2 separate regions of the Homo sapiens genome follow, and region 1 is linked to region 2. A link is a loop called in an ENCODE intact Hi-C map of the cell type or tissue named here. Cell type or tissue: MCF 10A. All regions are shown on one strand. Each heading gives the region's core, and the rest is flanking DNA. Links, peaks and the distances in the headings are about the cores only.

What was found. Hi-C counts contacts between places; a loop is a spot of excess contacts. Peaks named below come from ENCODE experiments on the same cell type or tissue, not always from the same donor. Only the 100,000 strongest peaks of a DNase experiment are listed, where the experiment ranks them.
Region 1: a loop joins it to region 2, with 8 times the contacts of the local background. A loop is called at or near these places in 3 of 110 quality-filtered maps.

Annotation. Positions count from the first base shown.
Region 1 is chr10:37,703,450-37,711,782 of GRCh38, forward strand. No RefSeq gene overlaps it. Among named protein-coding and RNA genes, the nearest start is that of ZNF248, 150 kb to the right of the region's middle. In MCF 10A, for the core only: no CTCF peak of the experiment used is centred there; no DNase peak of the experiment used is centred there.
Region 2 is chr10:37,520,725-37,529,057 of GRCh38, forward strand. It overlaps the pseudogene TACC1P1. Among named protein-coding and RNA genes, the nearest start is that of LINC00993, 220 kb to the left of the region's middle. In MCF 10A, for the core only: a CTCF peak has its summit at 4,835 (motif pointing right); no DNase peak of the experiment used is centred there.

The sequences.
Region 1 (8,333 bases), core at 143-8,142, 180 kb after region 2:
GTCTAGGACAAGGAAGAGTCAAAGATGACTTGAGGGTTTCTGGGGGCACAAAAGGGAGGATGGTGAGGCCATCAGGGATGGGGCAAGCTGTAGAGGGTGCTGTGAGGGGCTTTGGCAGTGGAGACTTGAGCTTTCTGAGTCTAATGGAAGAAAGAGAAATTAGAGAGAAGGGCCGCAAGGGGTACCGACCTGGGCCGGGCTCCAGCACCTGATTCCTGTAGGGGCTATGAAGGCCTGAGGTGAGGATCTGTCTCTGAATTTCAGGGGAATTTCTCTGCTGTGGCCAAAGCAGCCTGAAGCTAGGCCAGGAGCTTTGTCTCCTCACTGCCTTTTCTGGAGTGCCCCATGGGGGTTAATGCAGGAGGAAGACCTGGTTGATTTCAGGTGTGCCAGGGGGTCCTCGGGGAGAATTCTTGGTGAAGAGCCTGCACCCCTGAACCATCTTGAACTGTCAGTGCCCTCAATGAGCTTTTGTATGAATTGGAAAGAGACGGTGACCCTGAGTCAGGGTACACCAGAGTCCAGGCCTGGGGCTGGTCCCTGGAGGGATCACAGCCCCCCTCTCACAGGGCATGACCCACATACCTGCGTGCTGTGCCCCTGGACCTTTGGGCCCCATGGGGTTACCAAGCAAGCACTGGCTCCCAGCCTTGTGACTGCAACATGGCCAGGAGCACAGTGCCAGTGGCCCCAGAGAAAAGACACAGGAGGCCCCAAACTTTTGCTGGGCTTCCCACCTCCCAGGAGAGGGGTGGCCCTTGGCAACTGCACCTTTCTTTTTCCCTGGGAGGATCTGCAGCTGTGGGGAAGCCCCCAAGCCCTTGCTAGACTGCTCGGGTTTCCTGCAGGATCAGGGCCAAGCTAGTCTGAGGGAGGGAGGTGGCAGGTGCCCCAGACTCAGTGTGCTCTGTGGTCTCAGTGGCTGTGGCCTTCCTGCATGTGTACCTGTTGGTGGAATGGCACTGGCATGCTCCTCATCTGCTTGCCCACACCATCACAGCCCTGATGATTAATTCCATAATTAGCTAGAAGCCGCATGTTGTTGCTCAGGATGAATTTGGTCTAAAAATATTTTCTTATGAAAAACACAGCAGAACCTAAAAATATCTCCTCCACAGTTGCCCAGAGAAGCCTCCTCCTTGGACCACCCCAAGCCACCACTAGCTGTAACTCAGTTTCTTGGAGAGTCTCGAATGCAGCGGCAGAGGGCTGGCCAGGCACTGCTTCCTGCCAGGGCAGAGTGAGTTGGGCACCAAGCCTGTCCCTGGCATTGCCAGTTCCCACAGGCTCCCAATGCCCACAGTAGGTCAGAGGCTGCTGGGGCTGCCTGGGAGGTTCCCGCATGCACACAGGATGCATGCCAGCCTGACTTCAGGGAGACTGGGGCAGGGCCACAGGGGAGGCACAGACCTCGTGGGGTGAGGTCCTGGAAAGGGCTTCCTCACCCTGGTGAGCCATCAGGGAAGGCCCACAAAGGACCAGTGCTGACCTGAGTGGGACCCTGCACAGGCAGAACTCCCTGCTGACCTGTTCAGGGGAGCAATGGAGGCTGGAGGAAGATGCTGGCCCTGCTCTAGAGCCTCTAAGCTGAGCATTGCTGTGGCTGAGGTCCGGGTACCTGGTGTCATCCTTGTGTAGGGCTTGGCTGGCTGACTGCATGTCTTGTGGCTGGTGGGACAGACATGAGCAGGGACATGGAGCACCTGTGTCTTCCAGGCTTTTGCACGCAAAAGCAACCACCCTACTCTGGCACACAGTTCTGCCTGGGTGGGTTAGTCACAGGGGTCAAGAACTTACCATCTTGCCCTTCTCCTCTTCCCTTATGATGTCCTTAAATGGGGGCCACCATCTCCTGCTTCAGAGGCTCTGCCTTGGTTTCAGGAGAGGACCCTGTCCACCTGGCCTGTCTGTGCACCTTCTATCCCATCTCTGGGGTAGATGATGAACGCTTGGTGCCTCCACTCCCTGCTGGCCCAATGGAGCCCTGGAGCACATTTCCAGGCCCTTCTCTCTGGTCCCAGGTGGGTGGCTCAGGCCCAGAGAGGGTGGTCTCTCTGGATGACACAGAGAAGTGGGGGTGCAGCTGAGATAGGCACTGCCTTCTCCTAAGCCAGCCCAGGTGCATGGATGGAGCAGGTGGGGGCTCCCTGCAGCTCCCCTCAGCCCTGAATCTCAGGCCCAGGGTGGTGTGGCAGGGATTTGGACTGAGTGTGGCTTGCAGAGGGCAAACCCACCTGGGGCCAAAATTTGTTAACCCCAAGCTTAAATAATAAAGGCATTAACAATCTAATATCCAGAGAATGAAGAGGTGGGTGGCTCCAGGTGCCTGTTACAGTTAAACCCCTGTGAGGCCTGGCTCCTGTCTCTACAGTCCCCTCACCTTCCTTCATGCTTCAAAGATGGCTGCTGCAGCCCCAAGCATCACATGTATCACAAAGGGAAGAGATGGCACCAGCAAAATGTCTTCTTCCACCTCCCTCATTTTTCAGAAAGCCAAAGCCTTCTTGCCAATAGCTTCTCCTCATCTTGACTGAACTGTGACCACTGTGGTCACGTGGCCACTCTTAACTGCTAGAGTGTCTAGTGAAGCTAGTGTCTGACAAAGGAGAGCCCAGCTGCTATAACTGGACTGGACCAAACAGAATTGCAGCCTCTGAAGTGGAGCACATTGCAACCCCAAACTAAAGCAGGTGCTGAGGGCAAGAAGAGGTTGGGAGAATGTTTGCCACAGGAGGGAACTTCATCCTTGTGATCTGGGGAGGGGCAAAATCTGAGGGTCAGAGAAGGGGAGAGGCTCTCCCTTCCCTGCAACCCCACTTTTCCATCTCTGATAAATAATGTGTAGGTGTCGTTCCCTGGAGCAGATCTATAACTCACTGAGGGTACCTTCCAAGCTGGTTCTGCGTTAAATACACAAATCTTACCGCAGCCTTTCTGCCAATCAGGCATCCATGCTCTGCTAGGTCCCTGTTGAAAGGGAACTCATCACATGCCAGGCAGCCCATTTCTTCTGGAGGCTTCTCTGACAGGAACCACATCCTTATTTTGAGCTACACTGGGCTTCCCTTGGCTTCTAGTCATTAACCCTAGTTCTACTTTCCTGCATGTTTTTTTTTTCAGCAACTTTCTGTGAATCTATTATTTCAAAACACAAAATTAAAAATAAGGTAAGGAGAAAGATGAAAGTGCCTGAATTGTACTTCTAGAGATGAACATTACAATGTCTGAGATAAATAGTACACTTGATGGCATGACCGGCACATTAGACATTACAAAGGAGCTTGGTGGACTAGAGACATTGCCATAAGGACTACCCAAAATGAACTACACAAGGAATTAGGAATACAAATGAATGAAAAGGGCATCAGCAAATTGAGGGAAAATCTTCAAGTAGCCTAATATATGTTGGAATTGTAGTGACCAAAGGAGTGTGGGAACAGAAAAAAATATTTGAAGAAATAGTGGTTGAAGAGTGTCCAAACTGGATGAACACTTTAAACTCTAGTGCAAGCACAGCCAACCACAAGCACAAGCACAAGAAGCAGGAAGAAAACCAAGGTGCAATCATGATCAAATTGCTTAAAACCAGCAACAAAGAAACATCTTCAAAGCAGCCAGAAAAACAAGGAAACATTTCATCAAGAGGACCAAAGATCATGAAGATAAGAGATTTTTCACCAGAAACAATGCAGGCGAGAAGTCAGTGGAGAGACATCATTTAAGCACTGACTGGACAAAACTGTCATCAGAGGATTGCACACCCAGCAAAAATACATTTCAAATATGAAGATGAAATTGAGGCTTCTTCAGACATATGGAAGCTGAAATCATCACCAGCAGATCTTGTCTGCAAGAAATGTTAAAAGAAGTCCATCAGGTAAAGTGATACTGGATGGAGATCTAGATGTACAAACAGGAATGAAAATCACTACGGGTGGGAACTACATAGGTAAATTTATTATTTAGGTCTCTTTAAAAGAAAATTGATTCTTTTGAAAAACAGTAACAATGTATATTGGGGTCTGTGATAGGTAAAAGTGAAGTGTGACAATAGCATTGGCAACAATAGCATAAACGCAGGGAGAAGAGTGGAGGAAGTATCTCACTATAAAAATCTCAGGCTCTGCTAAAGTCCTGTGATGCCAAGATTGCTTGAAGGGACTGTGATCAGTTAAAGACCCACACTATAGCACTTAAAGCAAACACTAAAATAACAAAACAAAGAGTTATAGCTAACGAATCAAAATAAATGCTAAAATGTAATCACAAATACTTGATTAATGCAAAAAGAAGACAGAAAAAGAGGAAAAAGAACACGAAAACCAGACATTATTCTGCACTGGGAACAGCCCCAGGAGGAGCTCTATTGATGCACTCCCAGCAAAATAAACATGACAGATAAAAATCATTTTTTAAAATCCAAAAATTTAAAGCTCAAAGCCTCTTAAAATTATCCTGAGGCATATAGCAGATGAAGAAACACTTATTCAAGAAAATATACTGAAACTTGGCAAGACCATGAGAATCTGTAGCATTTGAGCCACAGCCTGCTCCCTCACTCCATACCCTGTCTCCAGCTCCATCTGCTGGAAACATCCCTCTTGGTAGTGGCCAAGAAAATGAGGCTCCCTTACCCTTCAATTCCTAGTCAAAAGATACGGTACATGGCAGACAGAACAATGGTCCCCCAAACATATCAGGTCCTAATCCCTGGAACTTGTAAACATTACCTTGTAAGGATAAAGGGTCTTTGCAGGTGTGGTTAAGTCAAGAACCTTAAGATGAAGAGCTCATCTTGGATTATCTGAGTGGGCCTTAAATGCCATCACAGATGCCCTTATAAGAAAGAGGCAGAGGGAGATTTAACACAGAACAGAAGAAGACGAGTCAGTGTGACCACAGAGGCAAAGATTGGGTGCAGCTGCCACAAGCAGAGGAAGGTTGGCAGCTGCCAGAAGGCAGAAGAGGCAAGGAATGGATCCTGCCCCAGAGCAACCAGGGGGACTGCAGCCCTGCCAGCACCTCAATTTCAGTCCTGTAGTGTTGATTGCAGACTTCTGGCCTCCAGAACTATGGCAAGATAGATTTCTGTTTTAAGACCCCAAGTGTGTGATTCTTTCTTACACTAGCCATGGAAACGAATGCATTGTATCTCCCTGGGAGGGGCAGGCCACCAAGACTCATCATCCCCTCCAACTCTGTGTGGTAAAGTCCAGACAGAGAGTGCTGCTGAGAAGTAGGGGCTCTTTTTTTCTACTTCCTGAATCATGGGTGGAGGCTCTACCCCAGGTTCAGTGGGCTGAGAATATGGAGGCTCTGACTACTCTCACCCAGCTCACTCACAGGGTATAGGTTGCACTCCAGTCAAGTCAAGTGGAAAAGATCAGAGGCTTCCACTCCCATCCAGTGGCAAGAGGAGTGTGTAGCTGTTTTTCTCAGGAGTAAAGGCTACTCATGAGAACACAGAGTTCCAAACTCCAAAGTTCTCCCCTGAAGACGGAGGTTATTTGAAATAGTGTGGGCAAATTCATGTCTAAGGGCTATCTCAAAAACAACGGAGATTTTAGCAGGCAAAGAGGAGGCTGATCACTCTGTAAGCAACAAGTCAACATTAGGCCAGCAAGTTTACCAGGAAGAACCAAGAAAAGAGCCCTACTGGGACTAGAAAAAAATCCAAATATTATCCCTGTCTAAAACTAATTTTATCAGACTAGAGAAATTCATGCCCCAGGACATTATCAAAATTGTTTATGCTTTTTGTTTCTGAGGCACTTGTTGGTCCTAAAGATAATTGTACATAGTCTCTTCTAAAAGCTTTATATTTCTTTTACATGTAGATACTTCATCCACTTGGAATTGATGTTTGTAAATGGTATGAAGTGGGCATATAATTTTAGTTTTTTCCACATGGATTTGCAGTCTTCTAAGGACCACTGATTAGAAAACTCAGCCTGTTCCTCACTGATCATGCACACATGTGGTATATAGATTATGAGGATTGTTTCTGGGCTATGAATTCTATTCCTTGGTTTACATGTGTGGTTATTTTTTTCTGTAAGCATTTCATTTTACCTTGGAGTATTATTTGTGGGTTCCTGCAGGGATTTGTCTTCCATCTTTCAGGTACCTGGGACCACCACCACTCTGTCTCATTGAAAATTGAACTTCCATCTTGAGGTTTTCAGACCACCTAGATCTTATGAATTCAGGCTGAAAATCTACATGGAGACCACCGGCTTCCGTTGATAAATTCTCAGCAGGGTTTTTCACCTCTCTCCTCTCAGCACTGAGGTTCAAATGGCTGGTTTTCTGTTATACCCTTGGGAGAGGCAGATTTATTTCCAGTTGCCCCTCACTTTGAACAGATAGCTGATTGGGGTCTCAGCTCTGTGGGGATTTCCTGTAGAAATCTGGGCCTGCCATGGGTTTCGACTTCTGCCCTCTGCCCACCAGGAAGTCATGAAACTGGAAGTTCAACTTCCCGTTGCTGGCAAATTCCCTCAGGCCACGCACTGGTGTCAGGCCTTGGCTTGCCTTTTGGGTGGCTGTAGTCGCTAAATGTTTGGATTTGAGAAGTTCTTGCTTTTTGGCTAAATCCTTAATACATGTTAAAAGGATTATTTATAAAATTTTGTCCAGGTTTTCAGTTGTTTTCAGTGCAAGAGCTGATCCAGGTACCTAGCTCACCATGTTATCAAAAAGTGTCCAGTACAACCCAATGTTTAAGTTTCCAAATTGCATAATTTTAAAATTATGAAGTGTGTTTTGTCTTTAGGGTTTTGGAAGATCTGAGAGATCTGTCTTATCCCCAGAGGTAACTGATGTCCCTTCTTTCCTACTCCTGTCCCTGTTACCTGACTCCACTAGTAGCATGTACTTTAACATACATAACGTGTGACCTGCTGGTGCCAGAGTAGGGTTCACTTCACTTCCACAATGGCCTGTGCAGGGGCAGGGAGTCCTGGAGCCCTCTGTGTCCCACACCCCAGTTTTGACTTTATTTGGGTCATGAGCCTCTTTAAGAATCTGATGAGGCCAGCTGCAGTGGCTCATACCTATAACTCCAGCACTTTGGGAGGCTGAGGTGGGAGGATCACTTGAGCCCAGGAGTTCAAGACCAGCCTGGGCAAACATAGGGAGACCCTGTCTCTACAAAAACAAATGTTTTAAATTAGCCAGGTATGGTGGCATGTGCCTGTAATCCCAGCTACTCAGGAGGCTGAGGTAGGAGGATCACTTGAGCCCAGGAGGTTGAGGCTGCAGTGAGCCGTGACTGCACCACTGCATTCCAGCCTAGGTGACAGAGTGAGATTCTGTCTCCAAAACAAAACAAAACGAATTCTGATGAAAGCTAGACAAGGACGTACAGACCACACACAGCAGACAAAGTTTCTGTTGGATACACCTTCAGAAGGCCTGTGGATCCCTGCTGTAGGATCCCCTAATTCTAAGACTCCCCTACCCCTCTCTACAGCACTTCCCTGCATTTGCTGATGGCAGGACAGAAGGCAGCAGCAGCTAGCACAGGCCAGCCTGCTCAGCTGTGGTTGCTCTGCTGCGAACCCGCTGTGCCTGTGTCACATACCAAGGGCATGACTAAGGGCTACTGATGCAGAGTCAGAAGTGGTCCAACCCTGGTCCCCATCTCCTCCCAGTCTCCTCTGAGCCTTAGCAGAGACTGACCAAGTAGTGAGGTCTCTGGCAGACATCTGGACCTGCAAGCTATCCAGAACATTGTCCTTAGCAGTGGTGAGATGGTCAGGTCAGCGCCTGGGTCCTTCCCAGCTCAGGCATGCTTTTTGCCAGGATAGGAGCTTCTCAGGCCAGGGCCTCTCTTGCCAGTGCAGGCAGTCATGCCTGGCACCCAGTCCAGCAGGCGCGGAGGGGACTGCAGGCCACAGCTGTTCAAGTGGGGGCCTCCTCTCTGCCCTGCGAGGCCCTCTTGGCCTTGATGAGATCACTCGGGGGCCTTCTATCTTTGGGACCCCAGAGATAGGGACAGGGAACTGGGAGCAAAAGCAGCCACATGTGCTTGGGCAGTGCCTGCAGGTGCCAGAGGAGCAGACAGGACCAGGTAGGGGACTGCAGCCCAGGACAAGCCAGTGGGGCTTCAGCACCTCATCCTGTCCCACCAGTGCCTCACTGCTGGGAAAACAGCCACCCTTGACCACTTGCCCACCGGCCCCTCCTGCAGAAGACACTCCCAGAAAAAACTGCTAGAATTTTATCAGGGCTAATAGAAGTTGCTGGCTGTCTCCAAAGCACACTCAGCTGTCCTTGGGAACTCAGCCAGCCCCACACATAGAAGGGACAAGGCCCACAGTGCACAGGCT
Region 2 (8,333 bases), core at 324-8,323:
CCCCCTCATCAGCACAAAGAAACAATAACACATTTATGACAGTTCAAATACATGGAGAGGGATAATGGAATCTGCACACGTAAGTGAAATTGTTAGTACACTTTAAATTGTTGTTGTTAAAATTTTGTGTGTAGTGCAGTTGAGTTTTTAAATTTTTTTAATTACCAAAATTTCATGACTGTAGGACAGAGAACATAGTACAATGGAAACTCCCGTATACCTATCCCTGGACAACAGTTACCAAGATTTTGCCATACTTACTATCTCTATTTTTAAAAATCCTCCTGAAATATTTTAAACCAAATTCTAGTTATAAAGCATTGAGAAGTTTTAACACATTATGGTATTAATAATATTTAAACATATATTTTAAAAATTTAAACTGGACATTTGCAGAATATCTGAAGCAACTCTGTGGAGTATAATTTATAAACCACTACCCAATAATAATCATAAAATATTCATGAGAAAGGTGTGTGAGTGCTTTAAAAAACTTCCAAATCCCAGTTACTCAGACAAATGAGGTGAGAAGATTGCTTGAACCCGGGAGTTTGAGGCTGCAGTGAGCTATGATCACACCACTGCACTCCAGCCTGAGCAAAAGTGAGAGACCCCTTAAAAAAATAAAAACAGGCCGGGCGCGGGGGTTCATGCCTGTAATCCCAGCACTTTAGGAAGTGGAGGTGGGTGGATCACGAGGTCAGGGGTTCAAGACCAGCCTGACCAACATGGTGAAACCCCATCTCTACTAAAAATACAAAAATTAGCTAGGCGTGGTGACAGGCACTTGTAATCCCAGCTACTCAGGAGGCTGAGGCAGGAGAATTGCTTGAGCCCGGGAGGCAGAGGTTGCAGTGAGCCAAGATCACGCCACTGCACTCCAGCCTGGGCGACAGAGCGAGACTCCATCTCAAATAAAATAAAATAAAATAAAAACAGGCTGGACACAGTGGTTCATACCTGTAATCCTAGCACTTTGGGAGGCAGAGGCAGGCAGACTGCTTAAGCCAGCGAGATCAGCTGGGGCATCATGGCAAAATCACATCTCTACATTAAAAATAAAAATAAAAAATAAAAAATAGCCAAGCATGGTGGATCATGCCTGTGGTTCCAGTTCTTAGGAGACTGAGGTGGTAGTATCACTCGAGCCTGAGAGGTCAAGGCTGCAGTAAGCCATTATCACGCCACTGCACTCTAGCCTGGGTAACAGAGGCACTGTCTCAAGAAAAAAAAAAAAAGCAACAACAACAACAACAACAACAACAACAAACAACAAGCTATTCTAGTGATATTTCTGGTACTGGACTCTGATCCTGGATTAGGATTATGAAATAGGATTTGGAGGGTTATCTCTTATTTTCCTTTAAAATAATGAGATATTATGTACACCTATTTACTGAGTTTTCTCTACCACCCTTGTTTCAGGTATCTACGTCAGGAAATCACTTTAGTTTAACAAAATTACCTCATTTACAGCTTCCTAATATTTGCAGCTCTTATCCCAGTATGACCCCAGTCAAAAATGATTTTTATTTTTCACAAGTGATTTAGAGAATTCCTGGCCTGGCTTAGAGACAGTGGTTCTAAAGAAAAAATAACTTCATTGTTTTATAATTTGTGTCTTAGTAAAATAAGGGCTATTTGTTTTAAAACCATTTCCGTATCTGGTTTTTCAAATTAGCTTTCTTGGTTCTTTTAGTTTTCAGGTCTACAGAGAGATGATTTTGAGCTGGTCACAGTAGGTTTCTTAATTTATTTTTTAATTTATTTTTGAAACAGTCTATATAAATTCTGTTCTGTGAATACTTGTGGTTTTAACATCCAAAGATTCAAATCTGTTCACTCCATAAAGTTCTGACCCTGAAGCTGTCAGGCTGTGCCTAGGAACTGTCTCAGTGCCAATATGCCTCCCTGCACTGAAGCTGTTGGTTTCTAAAAATTCGTTCAGACCAGTTTTAACCTATAGAATGTTAACATCACATAATATGCATTGCAGCATATAGACTCTTGCTCTATCATTTTTCTAAATAGCTCTTTTGGTGTACTTGTTATTCATATCACTTGGATAATGCGCATACACAATTTGGGATCAAGAATTCATTTTAGGGTGCTGTGCCAGCTGTTCTCTTTTAGGCTGTGCTGCCGTCCTTGCTGAACTTTAGAGATGCTTAATAAAAGCAAAGAGGGAAGAACTTGCTGTTTGCTTATGTGAACTCAGGTAGGAGAGAATATTTACCAATGCCAGAAAGACAATTCTTTAATGGACGGTTTTGTGTTTCATTTTAGAATCACAGGAAGCTGATGAGGAAAGCTGGTAGCAGAAGTGGTTGAAAAATGTTCATCTGAGACTTGTTCTAAACTGTCAGAAAATGAGGCACCACAGAAGGCCATTGACTCTTTCTCAGTCAAGGATTTCAAAGAACCTGAATATGATTTTAGCAACATTTCCATCGTGAGGCCATTTTCAATAGAAGCGAAGGATTCCACGGGTATCCTGGCAGCCGTCAGAACAAAACCAGCTCATGGCTGTGTAACTGCAGTCTCAGGCAAGGCCTGCCTTCTAGCCCTCCAGACGCCCTCCAGGACAAGGCAATGACAGAAGGTGACATGGGAGTCACCCTAGAGGCTTCCACAGAAGCTGATCTAAAAGTTGGAAACTCCTGTCTAGAGCCTGTGCCCAGCAGAAGAAGCAAGCTGAGAAAGCCCAAGCCTGTCCCTCTGAGGAAGAAAGCAATTGAAGGAGAGTTCTCAGATGCCGGCACTGCTGTGGAAGGCACACCTCTCCCCAAGGCATCCTACCACTTCAGTCCTGAAGAGGTGGATGAGAACACAAGTCCTTCTTTGTTAGGAAGTGCCGGGTTCCAGAAGTCTCCTCCTGACCTTAAAGAAACTCCCAGCACTACGAAAGCCCTTCCAAGGAAACTTGGCAAGAAACCGGGTAGCAAACTGACTCACAAGATACAAAAAGATGGTATCAGTAAGTAAGCAGGTGTCGAAAAGCCTACAGACACAGTGGCATAAGATGGGCCTCTCTCCCAAGTGTCTTCCAAGCTAGATCCTAGTCAGTGGGATAAGCCCAGCTTCAACCCCTTTGGGAGCCACTCCATTCTGCAGAACTCCCCAACCCTGTCTTCTGAGGGCTTCTACCACTTTGACCCAAATAACTTTGATAAATCCATGGATCCCTTTAAACCAACTGTGACCTTAACAAGCAGTGACTTTTGTTCTCCCACTGGAAATCATGTTAAAGAAATATTAGAATCACCCAAGAAGGCAAAGTCACATTGAATAATGAGTGACAGTGGGTGCTGGGTGTCACGCTCTGTGTCTTCTCTGTGAGTTTGTCAGATGGCTACTTTTGGCTTTGGTGAACTGAATTTACCTTTGAGGTCCACCAAGGTTGATACAAAGCTTATAACATTATCCTATAGTCTTCCCTATTTGGCCTAACTTGTGTAGAATCAGAAATACCATGTGCCATGTTGGTGTGCTGCACCCTAAAACTTAGAGTATTAAAAAAAAAAAAAAGAAAAGAAATACCAGACGTTTCCTTTTCAGATTGTTGTCTTGTTTCTGAATCCTCAGCTTAATGAGGTAAGCTCCTTTCCCTGGGCCTGGAGACGTCTTTATGTTTAAAAAAAATAAAGAGTGGCATAAGATAGGTAGGTAGAGATTCGACGGTTTTCAGAAATCCTGGCGAGGCTGTCAGGAGTCACATTATAGACAGAATTCAAATGTCAGTGCTGGCCACTGTCTTCAGATTCTTTATGGAAAAAACAGAAATTCCAGTCCTATAAATTACCTATGTAGTATCAATAACGTGTAGAAAATGGCTCAAAAGGGTCTTGTAGAAAGTCTTTTTACATAAACAGAAAACTGTGATCTTTTGTTGGAAACAAATCTACCACTAAAATTTGGTGAGCATTCTTGTTTCCATATGTAGTTTCTAACTCATCAGCAAGGAGGTAAATTTCCAATTAGAATCAAGAATATTTTAAATGATCAGATAAAACTGAGTAAATTAGTTGGTTTAATCAGTCCCCCCATCTCTCATCTCTCCTGGGAAATCATCTGACTTTTGCAAGGTCCTTGGAGTTTTCAGCGTAATCACTTAAGGTCACATTCTATATCAAGTTTCAGTTTAACTTTGCTACAGGATTAGTTTATCACAAAACTTTAGTTGAGTACATTATAATACAGTCATACATCGCTTAGCCACAGGGTAGTTCTGAGAAATGCATCCTTAGGTGATTTTTTTGTGTGAACATCATAAAGTCAACTTACACAAACTTAGGTGATGTAGACTATTACACACCTAGGCTAAATGGTACAACCTATTGCTCCTGGGCTACAAACCTGTACATCACATTATTGTACTGAATACTATAGGTGTTAGGTGTGATGCCTCACACTTATAATACCAACATTTTGGGAGGCTAAGGTGGGAGGATCCCTTGAGGCCAGGAGTTTGAGACCAGCCTGGTCAACATAGTGAGATGCCCCCCGCTGCCAAAACACACCTCCTGTCTCTTAAGTTTTTTAAAAAAAATAGCTGGGAGTGGTGGTGCATGCCTGTAGTCCCAGCTACTCAGGAGGCTGAGGCAGGAGGATTGCTTGAGCCTAAGAGGTTGAGTCTGCAGTGACCCATGATTTTGCCATTGTACTGCAGCCTGGCTGGCAGAACAAAACCCTGTCTAAAAACAAACAAAACAAAACAAACAAACAAACAAAAAAACAAGAAAACAAACTACTGTGGGCAATTGTAACACAGTCGTAAGCATTTGTGTATCTAAACATATCTAAGCATAGAAAAGGTACAGTAAAAATATGGTATAAAAGATAAAAAATAATACACCTGTAGAGGGCGCTTACCATGAATGGAACTTGCAGGACTGGAAGTTGCTCTGAGTGAGTCAATGAGTGAGTGGTGAGTGAATGTGAAGGCCTAGGACATTCCTGTACACTACTGTAGCTTGTATAAACACTGTATCCTTCAGGTACACTAAATTTATTTTTAAAAACTCTTCCTTCTATAGTAAATTAAATTTACTCTTTTACTTTATCAACTTTTGAACTTTTAAAGAAGCTTTGACTCTTTTGTAATAGTAATTAGCTTAAAAAACAAACACATGGAACAGCTATACACAATATTTTATTTCTTTATATCCCTAGTTCATAAGTTTTCTTTGTTTAAAATTACTTATTTGTTTACTTTTTAAACTTTTTTGTTAAAAACTAAGGCACAGACACACAAATTGCCTAGGCTTACACAGGGTCAGGATTGTCAGGACATCACTAGGCAATAGTTTTTCTGCTCCATTATAACCCTACGGGACCACCACATGACCGAAAGTTTATTACGTGGCACATGACTGTACTTCCTTTTGCGGCCCTGTGACATTTTGCTAAAACGTTTCAGTAAAATGTAGATATAAAGAAGGACCAAGGAGTTGCAGCATGAAGTATGGAAAAGGAGTGCAAGAAGCACTGTGTTTGTAGTTGTCACTATAGATCAGTTGGGGAAATGCTTCTCAGTGTTGCTATGACTTAAAGAAAAACTCCAGATGCCATGGTGAGTTACAGCAGAAAGGAAGACACCCAGAAGTTTAAAGAGCAGAAGGATGGACTAAAGTACCAAGAAAATAGAGCGATGTAGGAGTCAGTTCTTCAGCAGCCCCAGAACGTCTAAGGGGAGTGAAATGTCATTAGTAACTCTGGATCTGTTCTTTGATTATATATCAGCAGTTAAATGGTTGTTGAAAAATATTATTGACTTGGTGCCCTCTTTTGTGGCTTTTAAGGTTATTTAGTTCTCTCTAGACAGTAGTTGGGGTATGTACTGGGCACATCACTGCCTAGTTACTTCCTCCTCTAAATGTGAGATGTTTCAGCCTACTGAAGTCGATAAGGAGTCGTTTGTGAGCCTTTCAGTTGCATGCAAGCAGTGCATTCATGTCAAATAAGATGAAATCTGGGCCAAAGAGAGGGTAATTCATTCTACACTTTATAATCAGTAGCAAGAAATACCATCTTTCGAGTCCTACCACCCTCACCTGGTAGGTAGCCTTTTTCCCCTATTCTGTTTTTGTCAAATGAACTTCTTGATCTAATACACTTAATAGGTTTTTTTAAAGGTCCTTATGCAACCAAAAATCTTGTTTTCTTGTTCTTTATACAAGAAAGCAGTGCTAGACCTCTTGGAAGTTTACTTTTCATCTACAAATTTGAATTTGCGGCATTTCTGAGTGTTTCTACCAGTCTCTCTTATGGTTGAGGTCTGTTAATCATTCACTCACTAGTGATAACATTCATGAATATGACATTTTAAATTAGTATCTCACCTCATAGAAAGAATTGTGCAGCTTTTACATCTGCAAGACTGGAGTTGAATATTCCAGTCTTTACATGATTTTTTTCTCCCTCTGTGTCTTTCCTGTCTCTTAATTTTGTTGGTGCATCGGGATTATTAAACAAGTGAAATTTCTCTGTTTTCTGTTGTAAGTACTCCTGCTGTTTCTGTTTGTCCCTGGGACCATTGGCAGTTTTCTCTCCCATCCTCCCTGAGCCATCTCTCCATAGCATGGTTTGCTTCTGAGTTTGATCTTTTGATGATTTTTTGTATTTCACTGGCCACTTCATGAGTTAGCTAAGCTTTGTAGGTGTCCGCACCTCAGGGAGTGGGGCTTGGCCTTTACACCTTAGGTGTGAGAACTTGCACTCCCTAGCCTGGCAAGTGTCACGTGGTGCTTTGACAATACCAAGAGCTGGCTTGGCCTCAAGCAGTGGTTTGAGGGACTGTTCTGCTATTTAATATTGGAAATCATTGACTTTTGGTAAGATAAAGCTACTGGCTTGGAACAGTTAATTTTACTGAGTCAGCTCAACTTGAGTTTGGTGGCAGAGGGTGGCACTCAGTAGGAAAACTAGGGAAAGAAGATCATGAAGTAATGATTATGCACATTCTGGTAACTTATGTGGTTGTCTTTTTATTTTTTCTTGCAAAAGAAAGAAGTTGCAAATTTTTTTTCTTTTTTTGGTCACGGTGTTTTTACTGAAAATTCTAAGTTTATTAAAACAGAACAGAATCTCAATTAGTCCTGTAATCACAAATTTTGTGCTAGTCTACAAATAACAGGTGGTTCAAGCTTTCCCCAGCTTCAGGCTTGGTGTAATATGTGGCATTCATCTTCCATCTTACTACTTAATAGGAATGGTAACCGTTTACTCACATATTTTTATTTTTACACTTTTTATTGACCACAGTTCTTGTCTGTGAACACACAAGTCTAACTGGAACTGTTTTATGAGACTTCTGTGGCTTTTGGTGAAATAAAGAATTTTTAAAGAAACCAGTCCAGCGTGATGATTTTTCTAATGAATGTCAAAGCCAAGCAAGGGAGGCTCAGAGGAACTGAATGTCTCCAGCTGCTAAGGCTCTACTGTCTGAAAAGCTTTTGGTGGTGTGTAATTAAAAACCATAGACATCAGAGTGCTAGTGTTTGAAAACTCACAGAAGCAAGCAAGGGGGTCTTTTCAGAGAATGAGCCCCGCTCTAGGTCTTTGCTTACCTCTTCTCTCCAGAGAAAACTCAGAGGCATAAAAGGTGTCCCTGCCTCTCTCACAGGTAGATGTATGGTGTGTGTGGTGCTGTACGCTTTGGCTTCTATCTGCACACACTGCTCTCTGTCCCATTTCATACCTTGACAGTTGTCAGTGTGGTTCCAAATTAGCTTTTTTATGTTTCTTCTCTTGCCAGGAGTGGCTTTAAGGTGAAGAAGCATGAAACTCAGTCTCTTGCCTGGGTGCATGTTCTCAGGTGAGTCTGTGCTCATCCCCAGAATGTCTCTTAGACCAGGGGTCCCCCAGCGGGAGTGGATCATAAGGACTTTCCAATGAGTGCCTGAGAAACCAATTTCCAGATCCTCACTGTCCCTGAAGAAAAGGCGCCTGAAGAAAAGGGAACCCTTTCACAATGACTCTCTCTCTCTCTTTGTCTCCATTTTTTTTTTTTTGTAAAACTCTCACTAAAAGCTACAAAGATGCATCACCACAGGGTGTGAAAGTCTCCAGGGCACCAAAGGGAAGATCTGAAATATTGGTATAGGTTCTAAGAAGATAATTGACTCTAATAACTGAAAGATATTTTTCTTAAGTCAGATGGTTTCCCAATTCATTGGTTTCGACAAAATAAGAAGACCTGAGTTGTTAGCTGATAGATCTAAAAATAATCTTTGATGATAGAATTTTTGGGCACATGACTTGGAAAGGGGTTCAAAGAATTGAAAGTCCTTCTGTTACAGAACTACCTTCTGTTTCATCTATCGTTTATATAA